Linked DNA regions of Homo sapiens: region 1 is linked to region 2. The links are chromatin contacts, found by Hi-C in ENCODE. All regions are on one chromosome and are shown on one strand. The core of a region is the stretch at or near the end of the contact, and the rest is flanking DNA. Distances in the headings are between cores, read along the strand shown.

Region 1 (5,304 bases), core at 1,975-4,474, 360 kb before region 2:
ATGCTTTACAAGTGTATTTACAAGTAAAATATTCTTCTTAACCCTGTAGGAGTTGGAAATTCAGAATCTTTTCTGGGGGAAGAGAATATGGGGAGGTAGTATTGAGAAAGTCTTAAGGATTTAAAATGAATGCCACTTAATAAATATACCCCCTATTAATGTGAGTGAGTTAGTCAACCTTTTTTTTTGTGCGGGGGTTGGGGGTTGAAAACTAAAGATGGAGTACCTTTTCAAAGGCACTAGAGGTCCTCAGTTGACTATGAGTATGCTGTACATCCAGGCTTCATTTTCATGTGTTTATTTGGTAACACATGCTTCAGAATTACTCTGGGTAAGAACTTTGAAATTGTACAAAGAGACTACTTGATTCTAGGGAACCTAGAATAAAGTATCGAAATGTGATTTTTGTGAAAGTTTTGAGGAGATGTTAACTTGGATTTTAGGTATCAGATGAATTGAAGGCATGAGTATTTTAGCAATGAAACAAATAAAAGGAAACTTTGATTGATTGGGGTGTGTTATTTTTTTTAAAGTCTGTGCAGTTAGTTTGAATTTTGCCTTCCAGGAGGTATTGCTTAATAACTAAGGGCATCTGTAATTTTCGTATATTTCTGGTTTTGAAAATGATCAGTAGAATATAATTTAGACTATTAAGAATGTAATGCTATGCATAAATTGAATTTAAATGGAGTGGAATGGCTTTTAATTAAAATAGAAGTTTGTATTCTCTGAATTTGCCTTTTGCCTTTTAGAATATCATTTACAGTATTTGGGGGCTTTCAAATTTTGTTTGTCAGTGTCATGGTTTACTTTAAGCCATGCTGATCAGTATATAGAGGATGTGCATGTGGCTTAGTGACAAAACCTAAACTTCTGCCAAGGTTTCCCTGTTTTCTTAGTTCTGTGATCTTGAGCAGTTCACCTTTTTGCATCTTTCCTAAATTGTAGAATAGGGATGCAGTATCAAATATATAATTAAGAGGACCAAATGAAATATTTGTGTACACGAGTATATTAGGAAATTGCTCTTTAAGAATAAAAAAGAAGTGTTCATTGGCCCTCCTCATTTCTGGGATTGGTAATATATTGTCTAATTTGGAGAGGTAACTAGACTTTAGGTTTTTTAATTAAAAATTTAATATATTACATAATTTAGTGTACATGTGTAATGAGTACATTAAAACATTAAAATACATTAAAATTTTCTGAAACTATTGTATTTATGCAATATTTTATTATTTCTTAATCTCACTAATTAAAGATATGATTATATACCCAAATGTGATCATTTTCCTTTATGCCTACTAAAATACAAATAAAATGGATTTGATATTTGAGTTTTAGGAAATGATAGTGCTGTCACGCCTTTTAGTAAAGCAAGTACTCTGGCTCTTTCATGCGTTTTTAAAACTTAATGCTTCTTAATTTAAACATCTTTCATATTTTTTCCATTTGATTTCATCTAACACTTTTTTTAGCACTTACTTTGAAACCACATGTCTTCATAAACAAAGATAATACTTAACTTGCACCTTAAGGTATAGATGAACTAGTTGGGACACAATGTATGGTACTACCACATTATATTTGAAATTTTAGCAGTCTCTGTAACTGTAATTTCTGTTAACTGAGACATACTAGTGAGCTAAGGGTAAGTTTAATATAATTTCTGCTCTATCCAGAAGTATGTGTACTTTTTAGAGTAATATGTGATATAGCAAAATTCTGATACAATAAAATAACTCGTGAACACCCAATTTGAAGTGTGAGAATGTAATTTGATAGATATTTGAATAAAAATGCACAAATAACATAAGACACCTACACTGAATGACTTTTATGTACTATCAAAGGAAAAATATGAGTATAGAGATATGGAGACACAATTAGGATACCTCAGTGGTAGACAAAAATTATGTTTTTTTATGTCTTAAGGAAAGCTGCTTACAGAGTTACAAAGTTCTTATTTGTAGTGAGCAATAGAATTAACATTTGTCATAGGAATTGAGAATTTTAGAGATAAATTTTATTTTAACATATATATGAAATATGAAAATCAAAATAAATAAAATATATGTAATTTTCTGTATGCCCTGACAGAGATCTAAGAATGAGGAAACGTTTCATTTACTAAATTGAGGATTGTAACATAAAGAATAGGGTAGAATTCAAACAGAAGTCATAAAATTGATTGTGGCATCTCCATTCCTGGCATTTATTTTATTTTTTCCTTTCTTTCTAAATCCGAGAGAGGAAATGGAGTACCACTGGAGGATAATAACTTGACAAAACTATAGGCATTAATAGGCAGAAATCCATTTAATCAAATTTGTGTGAAAATAAGATAGTTAAGAATATTCGTGTGTCAAAATAACTTTTTAAAGTATCAAATTATTCTCTAACGTCAGATTTTTTGTGTTTGTGAACATTGTTTTAAAATTTCTAAACTTCTTTATGATACAATATTGAATTTAATATCAGTAACTCAATTTATTAATAGCATGGAATTTTTTTAGAAATGTTTGTTAAAAGTTGACTGGACTTTAGAGGGGAAACATCCTCAAGGGCACTTTAAAAGTAGCTTGTATTATATATTCTGAAACTCCATTTCATTATTCACTGTATGAAATTATGATAATATTGGAATAGGCATGCTGATAATGTGCATGTTGTAGTCAAATGACTATTCATATTAGTTCAGATGTAAATAGCTCAGTTCTGCACTGTTTCTCAGCAGAGCAATAAATAACAAAATTAAGTCATTGTTTTTGCATGGAGAAATTAACCACTACTACCAAATATGGTAACATAATTGGAAGATTTTTTAATTGGCAGAAATTCACATTTGAAAAGCAAAATAAAAGTGAAAGATAAATTTAAATGACAAACCAGTAACCAGGATCAAAGATGAATATGACCTTTTTCATTTCAAAGTTGTCTCATTTTTCCTGTCACTAAATGGATAAGCATTTATAAATTTAAGCACTTTGTCATGTCATTTTATTGCCTAAGATTGAACTGATATTCATAAAATTAACTCATTTTAAAAGTTCAGATTATAGAAATTATAGGAATTAAGAATTATAGAAAGTAAGAATTACCAAAGTCAGCGAAATCTGTTTCTTACCTTGGCAGCTGTGATCATCACAGTATAGAGTATTGTGTTGTATGAAGTCTTACGGGTGTTTAGCTGGGGAGTTTTCTGACTCTGTCACCCAGTTTATGGGAACAGTTGCAGTAGGTGGAGGAGAAAAAGTGTTCTAGGGAGGTCTTATGATGTCACATAGGAATTCTGAAGTTTCGATTGGTTAGCCACAGTCTCAGTCTTATCACAACCAAACTTTAGAACTTCTTACTTTAGGTATGGAAAAGTCATTAACACTTTGTGCTTCATCTTTTGTTTTTAATTTAAAACAGTATATGGTAGATAAATGAAAAAAATAAGTAAACTTGAGGTGGTGGAAAGCTTTTGTTAAAGATTCATGCATCTTCAGGCTTAGAGATAATTGAATATTAATGGTGAAGATGTTGAAGAGCTAAAATAGTTACTGCAGGAATTTTAATTATGAGAAAAATAAACACAGGTATAAGCAAAACAACTTTCATTGAATTCTTGCTGCTGTTGCTTTAATACGTGTCTTCATAATGTTAGCTTTTAGTGAAAGTGAAATATTTTTACACAATAAAATTTTATACCTGTTTTCTTATTTTGTTCTTGTTCTTGTGTGTATGGGAGAAGGAGTATGAGAAAATCAGGCTAATTGCTTTTTGTTTTAAAAAATTATTTTTATCTTACAGTTAAAGAACTAATAAATGTATTTAATTCATTTGTGTTTTCTTCAATTAGCAGTTTAACAATATATTTGTGAATAGTAATACTTATATTTAAACTGATACATACAACACCCCCAAAATAGCAATATGCTACTTTAAGTATTTAAGATTTTTTAAAAACAATTGCATTAAATTATTACACAATCTTACCAAATTTTTAATAAACTGATGCAGTATTAAGGGCAACTTTATGGCAAAAAAGAAATAATTACAGATTCCAAATCAGTTACATCTCAGTTAATGAGGCTTTATAGGTTTGATGTGTTGAAATTTAAGTTTTGTAATGTTTTTGAAAGGATGTGCCTCATTTAATCTAGCAGTTGCTTTCCTGAAAATTACTATAAAAATGAGATGCTAGTAAGTGAGATGATATTTTGAACTTCCTAGAACAGTTTATCTTACAGTAGAACTGGGGAAATAATTTTTTTGTAAAGCCGGGCATCATTCTCCTCTTCTCTGTTTATCTAATTTGTTGTCTTAGATGTTAGATTTACTTAAGTCACCACACTCGAAAATATTAATTCTTAAATCTCTTCTTTAATTTTAGAGGAGGTACTTGTAATTTTTAATTTTTTAAATGCTTATGACAGAGTGAACTTAGCCCACTTCACTTTCTTATGGGTAACTAAAATGTGTAGCAGCAGCTGCTTACATGCCCTTAAATGGAAATGATCTTGGCTTCTTCCAAAGAAAGAAAATCCATCTCTAGAGCAAATCATTTGATATTTAAAGAGTCAGCTTAAAACTAACTGAAAAATAATATTTTAGCAAAGATATCCTGTGAACATTGCCAAGGGAAAATTTACAACTTAAAAGTAAAACCCAAGTTAAGGAAATTGCAGAATAATGTTTGATACTTTTCTCAGTGCTACAACCATTTTTCTTTCAATCCTTACATAATGAGGATCTCTCAGTACTATCAGTTACCAATGATGATTGATAATACAAAACCGAGAAGCCTAACGAGGTTTACAGTAATTTGTCAGAGATAACCAGCTGCTAAAGAATAGACAGGATTCAAATCCAGATCTGTCTGTTTATAATTCCTAATCTGTTGGCATGCTGTGGGAAAAAATTATAATTTGAATATAGCTTTCATTAGAGTAGCATATAGTAACTGAGAAATTTTTAAGATGTAAATAGATGCATTCTTGAGCACTGTTAATAGTTTTAGAAAGTCTGCTTTAAGTTTGTCTACCAGTTACACATTCATTTGAAATTTAGGTGATAGATCATTGTTCTGAGAACTTCTCATTCTAAGAAAATAGAATTAGTAATACTTAGTTGGATAAACCAAGAAGCTGCCGTAGACAGAATAAAATATGCCCTAGTTACCACATGTTTATAAGTTTACTTAAAAAGTATACATAGGCATATACACACCTTAGAAGGATACTAACAACTGTGTGTGACACAGTTGGAAAATGGATTCAAAAATTTACTTTTTAGATTGGTACAAGAGTGGGGAGT
Region 2 (5,422 bases), core at 975-3,474:
GACAAGATTGAAAACTTAACTTAGCAGTATGTGCCTATAACAATAGCTGAGTCTTGGCCAATCCCAGCAGACATACTTCAACCACTCATACACTGCCAAGTGTTCAAACTGTGTTCAAATAAGGCAAATGCCAACCTGTGACTAATCTGGCTGTTTCTGTACCTCACTTTGGATTTCTGTATATCACTTTACTTTTTTTGTCTATAAATTTGATCTGACCACGAGGCCCCCTGGATTCTCTCTGAATCTTCTGTGATTCTGGGGGCTGCCCGATTTGTGAAACATTTATTGCTTAAACTCCTTTAAATTTAATTCAGCTGGAGTTTTTCAATTAAACTCTGTTACATTTAATTTGTCTAAAATTTTTCTTTTAAGAGATCAAACTCAAAAACTTCTGCATAGCAAAGTATACAATCAACAAAATCAAAAGACAGCCTACTGATTGGGAGAAAACATTTGTGAACCATATATCTGCTAAGGCGTTAATATCTAAAATATATAGTAAGACATTTATACAGTTTAATAGTAAAATGATAATAATAATCTGATTTTAAAAATGGGCAAAGTACCTGAATAGACATTTCTTCAATGAAGACATAAAAAATGGCCAAGTATATATGAAAAGGTGCTCAACATCACTAATCATTAGGAAAATGCAAATCAAACTACAGTGTGATATTACTCACACCTGTTAGAATGGCTATTATCAAGAAAACAAGAGATAACAGGTGTCACTGATGGTCTAGAGAAGAGGGAATCTTTGTACATTGCTGGTAAGAATGTAAGTTGGACTGGGCATGGTGGCTTATGCCTATAATCTCAGTACTCTAGGAGGCCGAGGCAGGAGGATTGCGAGTCCAGGAGTTCAAGACTAACCTGAACAACATGGTGAGATTCCCTCTCTACAAAAAAATTTAAAAACTAGCCAGGCATGGTGGTTCACACCTGTAGTCCCAGCTACTTGAGAGGTTGAGGTGGGAGGATTGCTCGAGCCCAGGAGGTCGAGGCTGCAGTCAGCCATGACTGCACCACTGCACTCCAGCCTGAGTGAGAGTAAGACTCTGTCTCAAAAAACAAACAAACAAAAATGTCAATCAGTGCAGGTTATGAAACTTCCTCAAAAAAGTAAGAAATAAAACTATCATATGACCGAGAAATGCCTTTTCTGGGTATATACCCAAAGGAAATGAAATCAGTATGTTGAAGAGATATCTGTACTCTCTTGTTCATCAAAGCACAATAGCCAAGATATGGAAACAACGTAAGTGTCTGTTAATGAATGAAAGGATAAAGAAAATGTGGTGTATATATACAATGAGATATTATTCAGCCTTAAAAGATCTTGTTTTTCTTTTTCTTTAAGAAACATGATACTGAATTACCAATGCACTGTCCAATAAGTTTAAGGGATTTCAACCAGAAGTATAGTTTTTCCTTTTTTTTTTTTTTGAAATGGAGTTTTGCTCTTGTTGCCCAGGCTGGAGTACAACGGCACGGTCTTGGCTCACCGCAACCTCTGCCTCCCAGGTTCAAGTGATTCTCCTGCCTCAGCCTCCCGAGTAGCTGGGATTACAGGTGCATGCCACCACGCTCAGCTACTTTTTGTATTTTTAGTAGAGACGGGGTTTCACCATGTTGGCCAGGCTTGTCTCGAACGCCTGTCTTCGGGTGATCCACCCGCCTCCACCTCCTAAAGTGCTGGGATTACAGGCGTGAGCCACCGTGCCTGGCCTAGTTTTTCCTATACTGTGATTTTCTTTCACTGAACTTTAGTAAATGAAGACAACTTGAAAGACAAAAGTATAACAAATGTAAAAGGAATTTTCTGAGAATCTGGAGTGCCACTACCAGGAAAAAGTGAATCATTTTGTCAGGAGGTCAGCTGGTGTCTGTGGCAGCAGACCTCCCCTTCAATCTGCGACTCTGTGTCAAGTTCTAAGTGACCCCATAGCATTATTGCTCAAGTTAAAGATAGTTACACATAATGAAGCAATCACATTCAGTATTAAGTTCTTTGGTAAGTGCTGACTGCTCAATGACTTGACAGAATATGAATTAAATGCTTTATGTAGTGGTCCCAGAGGAATTGGGCAATAGGAATTTATGCCATTATTTTTGAAACAACTCTGTGTCTGGCAAAAGCCAGAGACACCAGCCTAAGTTGACATCTTCCATGTGGCAATGGTGAATGATTTATATGCTAGGAGGAGTTTCCCCTTTGCTTGTAACAAAAACTATTTTTAACTCTCACAGTCAAGAGAATTTTGTTTTCTGGCTCAGGCACCTTTTAGATTAATATGCTTCCTAAAATTGAAATGACTCATTAGGATCTGTACTTTGAGTGGGCTGGAGTCTTGGTTCATACATCTCTCAGAAAGTCATTTCATCTTGAAGCTTTGGGAGAAGTCCCTCCAGCCACCCACGCGCTGGATAACTAGGGGAAAACTGATTAAGGGCTGTCAAGGAAAAAACAGAGCAAAGTGTACATTCCATTATCATTGAAGAAGTCTTGTCATGACCAAAAGGTGAAACAGTGCAGGAAAAAATTCAACTTCTTTTTGTTGTTTCACTTTCACTTATCTGCTCAGAGAACTATTTTCATGAGTTGGTTACAATTTTCAGGCCTCTTTTTTCTTACATCTGAGGGAAGGGGGCTTGGCATTAACTGGAACATTTGTCAGTCTCGGCAAAGATGGTGAGGGAGAAAGAAATAGAAATAAAAACAAGCTCTCAAAATGTGAGTGCTCCATTTGACAGAGAAGCAATTTCAGCATTGGCATTTTGGGGAAGAAGGGAGAAGAGAGGTAACATTCACATGCCTGCCTAGTGCAGGCTGTTGTTACATACATTATCTCATTTCAGATTTTGAGTCAGTGACAGAGAGCATGGGGTAGTGAACAAATCACAACTTGTACACATTACAAGAAAATGAGATCTCTCCAGAATAAAGGTCCAGAGAGATAGAATGAGATAGAGAGATAGAATGAGAGACAGTTGGGCATGAGTAATTGGATTGATATGGGAAAACAGAGGAATCTCTGGAAGGGCTGGGAGTCTATAGAAAATTTATGACTACATCAGCTTTAGAAGATAACCCAAAACCCTGGGAAGCTGGCTTTGGTTCAAGTTGTCTAGGAAACTTATCTTAAGTCCTTAACAGTTCATCAGACAGGAAAAGCTGTACCTTGATTTGCATTGTGGGGTTCTCTGAGTTCACCATTTCCCTGGGGATGGATCATTTATGGCCTCATTTAGAGACTGTGGACTACAGGTCCTATTCACTTTTATATCTCTAGCACCTAGCTTGGTATCTAGCAAATAAAAGCAGCTCAGTCAATGCTTACTGAATGAATGCCATGAATGTTGAACCACTATGTATTTGTTATTTGAAAATTGGGCAGACCCAATCCCAGTAAACTTAGTCAAAATGAAATACTTATATTATCTTAGGAATAGTTTAAAAAACTAAAGATTGGGAAGGGAGGAGGAAGACAGTGATTTAGTACAAAAGGAGTAAATGCTTTTGCCATGCAGCTATGGCAATGCATAAAATAAAGGAACCTGAAGTAAAACATGCTTTGTTACCCTGGAACTGTGCACCTGAGAAACATTTGGAATTTAAGTAAGGGTGTGGGGGTGGGGGCGCTATTATCTTTCTTTTACTCTCATAGAGTAGAAAGTACCCTTTCTGATGGCAGGTGCTGTGCTGGGCTTGGGGGTACAATGGAACCAGAACTCTTCTTACTCCTCTCCTAGAGTTCACGTTCTAGATGGGGAGACTGACTGATATTAGACACACAATGAGGTTGACTCCAGATACAGCTAGGGTATATGTTGGGGTGTGTGTGTGTAGAGGCAGCAGCCCAGATATCGTGACCCAGAGAGGCCCAGGAGGTCATATGAGTATTTCCTCTGGCTGGAGGCCACTGAGGAGAAGACTCACTCTGCTCAACCTTGTATATTGCAGGTAAGTGTCAGGATACAGTTGTCATGTATAATAAATACATCAAATCCTTTTGGGAGGGAGGATTAATAAGGCAGAGTTGAATAAAAACAAAATGTTATGGGTTTTGGGAGGGAGAGGAGGTTTGAATCTATTCATTGTAGACATACACATCAAGTCCTAATATGTGCCAGACACTGTGCTTGTTGTAATCAACAAAAAAACCCCAATCTTTGACATCACAGAACTTACAACACAGGTGCTTGGACCAAGGCTCTCAAATTCAAGGGTCTACTGGATGAGTAACAGAGACTGTGGCCAAGTGAAGGGTACTGGCCTTGTCTAGGTGGCCTTGTCTGAGTGGCAAGCCACAGCTCACTTCCTGGGGTTGTGCAGGAAGTCACGAAGATTCACTGTTGCCAGGTCTGATTTTCAATAGAATATTTATAAAGGAGTGCCTACACTCCTCAGGGAATGCTTCCCTGAAGAAAACACATTTTCATCAGGTTACTATACGGATAAGGAGAGAGCAACTTAACACTGTTTGATTTTGTTTTCCTGTTGATTTCGTGGCTAGATACTGTTTTGAGATGTTTTCCCCTTCCCTTATTTTTCTCTATTCCTACCCTTATTCAAGCTGGTAGCTGACTTTCTGTTATGTTGCCTCAGGGGAAATGTGGCAGGGCTAATGCAAAATTAGCCTGCAAATCTTTCTGGCTTTTATTTTCCCAAAGCCTAAAACCTGAAGAGTAATTTGCAGAAGAGATAAAGGAATAAGGATTTTCCAGTAAATGCAGAGTTCTGGATAACCAAGGGAAAAAGCAGCACTTAACTCCTGCCCCACACAAGAAAGATATTCCTCCTGGACTCAGAAGAGCTAGGGGGAAGAAATGGGGAAACACGGGTCTCAGAGCAGTGAAGATACTGGCTCTGCCTCTTGCTAATGCTATCACTGATACATCTAGGCAGAGTGGTCTGTTGGCAGCTTTAAAAAAAGTATACCTGTGCTTCAAGTGTGGCATCAGGAGCTGCCAAGAGCTGCTGGACAAGAAGGAGCTATGCAGCCAAGACAGCAGGTGCAATTTGGTGGTGACTAAATCTCCTGACTAATCCTGACCCTGACCATAGTCACAGAATCTCTACCCTATCTCTGATATGGGGAAAGATTTTGGAATCATGGCCCAAGATCTTTTCTAAAGGGAGGGGAGAGCCCTAAATGTGACTGAGGTGAAGTTTTCTTCCTACTTTCACTAGTGGCTAAGTTAAAATGGGTTGAGTCACAGAAAATACACTGATGTGTTATTCCTACATATCTGGATGTGCCCCGAAGTTCAAACCCACAGACATCACACACTAAAGTACCCATGTTTTCCTGCAAAGTCCTTCCAGAAGACTTATTTTTGTGTGTGTGAAGACAGACATGTATGGTACATATTTTTCTTTTTTGCCACAAATCCTATATCCTGATGTTGAAAGACT

Evidence for each region. A loop is a pair of places that touch in the nucleus more often than their neighbours do. Pooled maps may share reads with other maps.
Region 1: a map with no recorded cell type shows a loop between it and region 2 (2.4-fold over the local background). The contact joins the promoter of PLN here to the enhancer-like site in region 2. A Hi-C loop is called at or near these places in 2 of 37 single-sample maps with no recorded cell type and 7 of 50 pooled maps.

Annotation. Positions count from the first base shown.
Region 1 is chr6:118,546,216-118,551,519 of GRCh38, reverse strand. It overlaps PLN (phospholamban), which reads right to left and starts at 3,224. Exons shown (of 2, transcript NM_002667.5): 1 at 3,128-3,224. The region is part of intron 3 of CEP85L (centrosomal protein 85L); the gene reads left to right.
Region 2 is chr6:118,184,578-118,189,999 of GRCh38, reverse strand. The region is part of intron 2 of SLC35F1 (solute carrier family 35 member F1); the gene reads right to left. Among named protein-coding and RNA genes, the nearest start is that of SLC35F1, 280 kb to the right of the region's middle. RefSeq lists a silencer at 1,637-1,850. Within about 2 kb of position 2,224, at least 5 of the 41 ENCODE cell types and tissues checked have a DNase peak (open chromatin) inside an H3K27ac peak, as active enhancers do.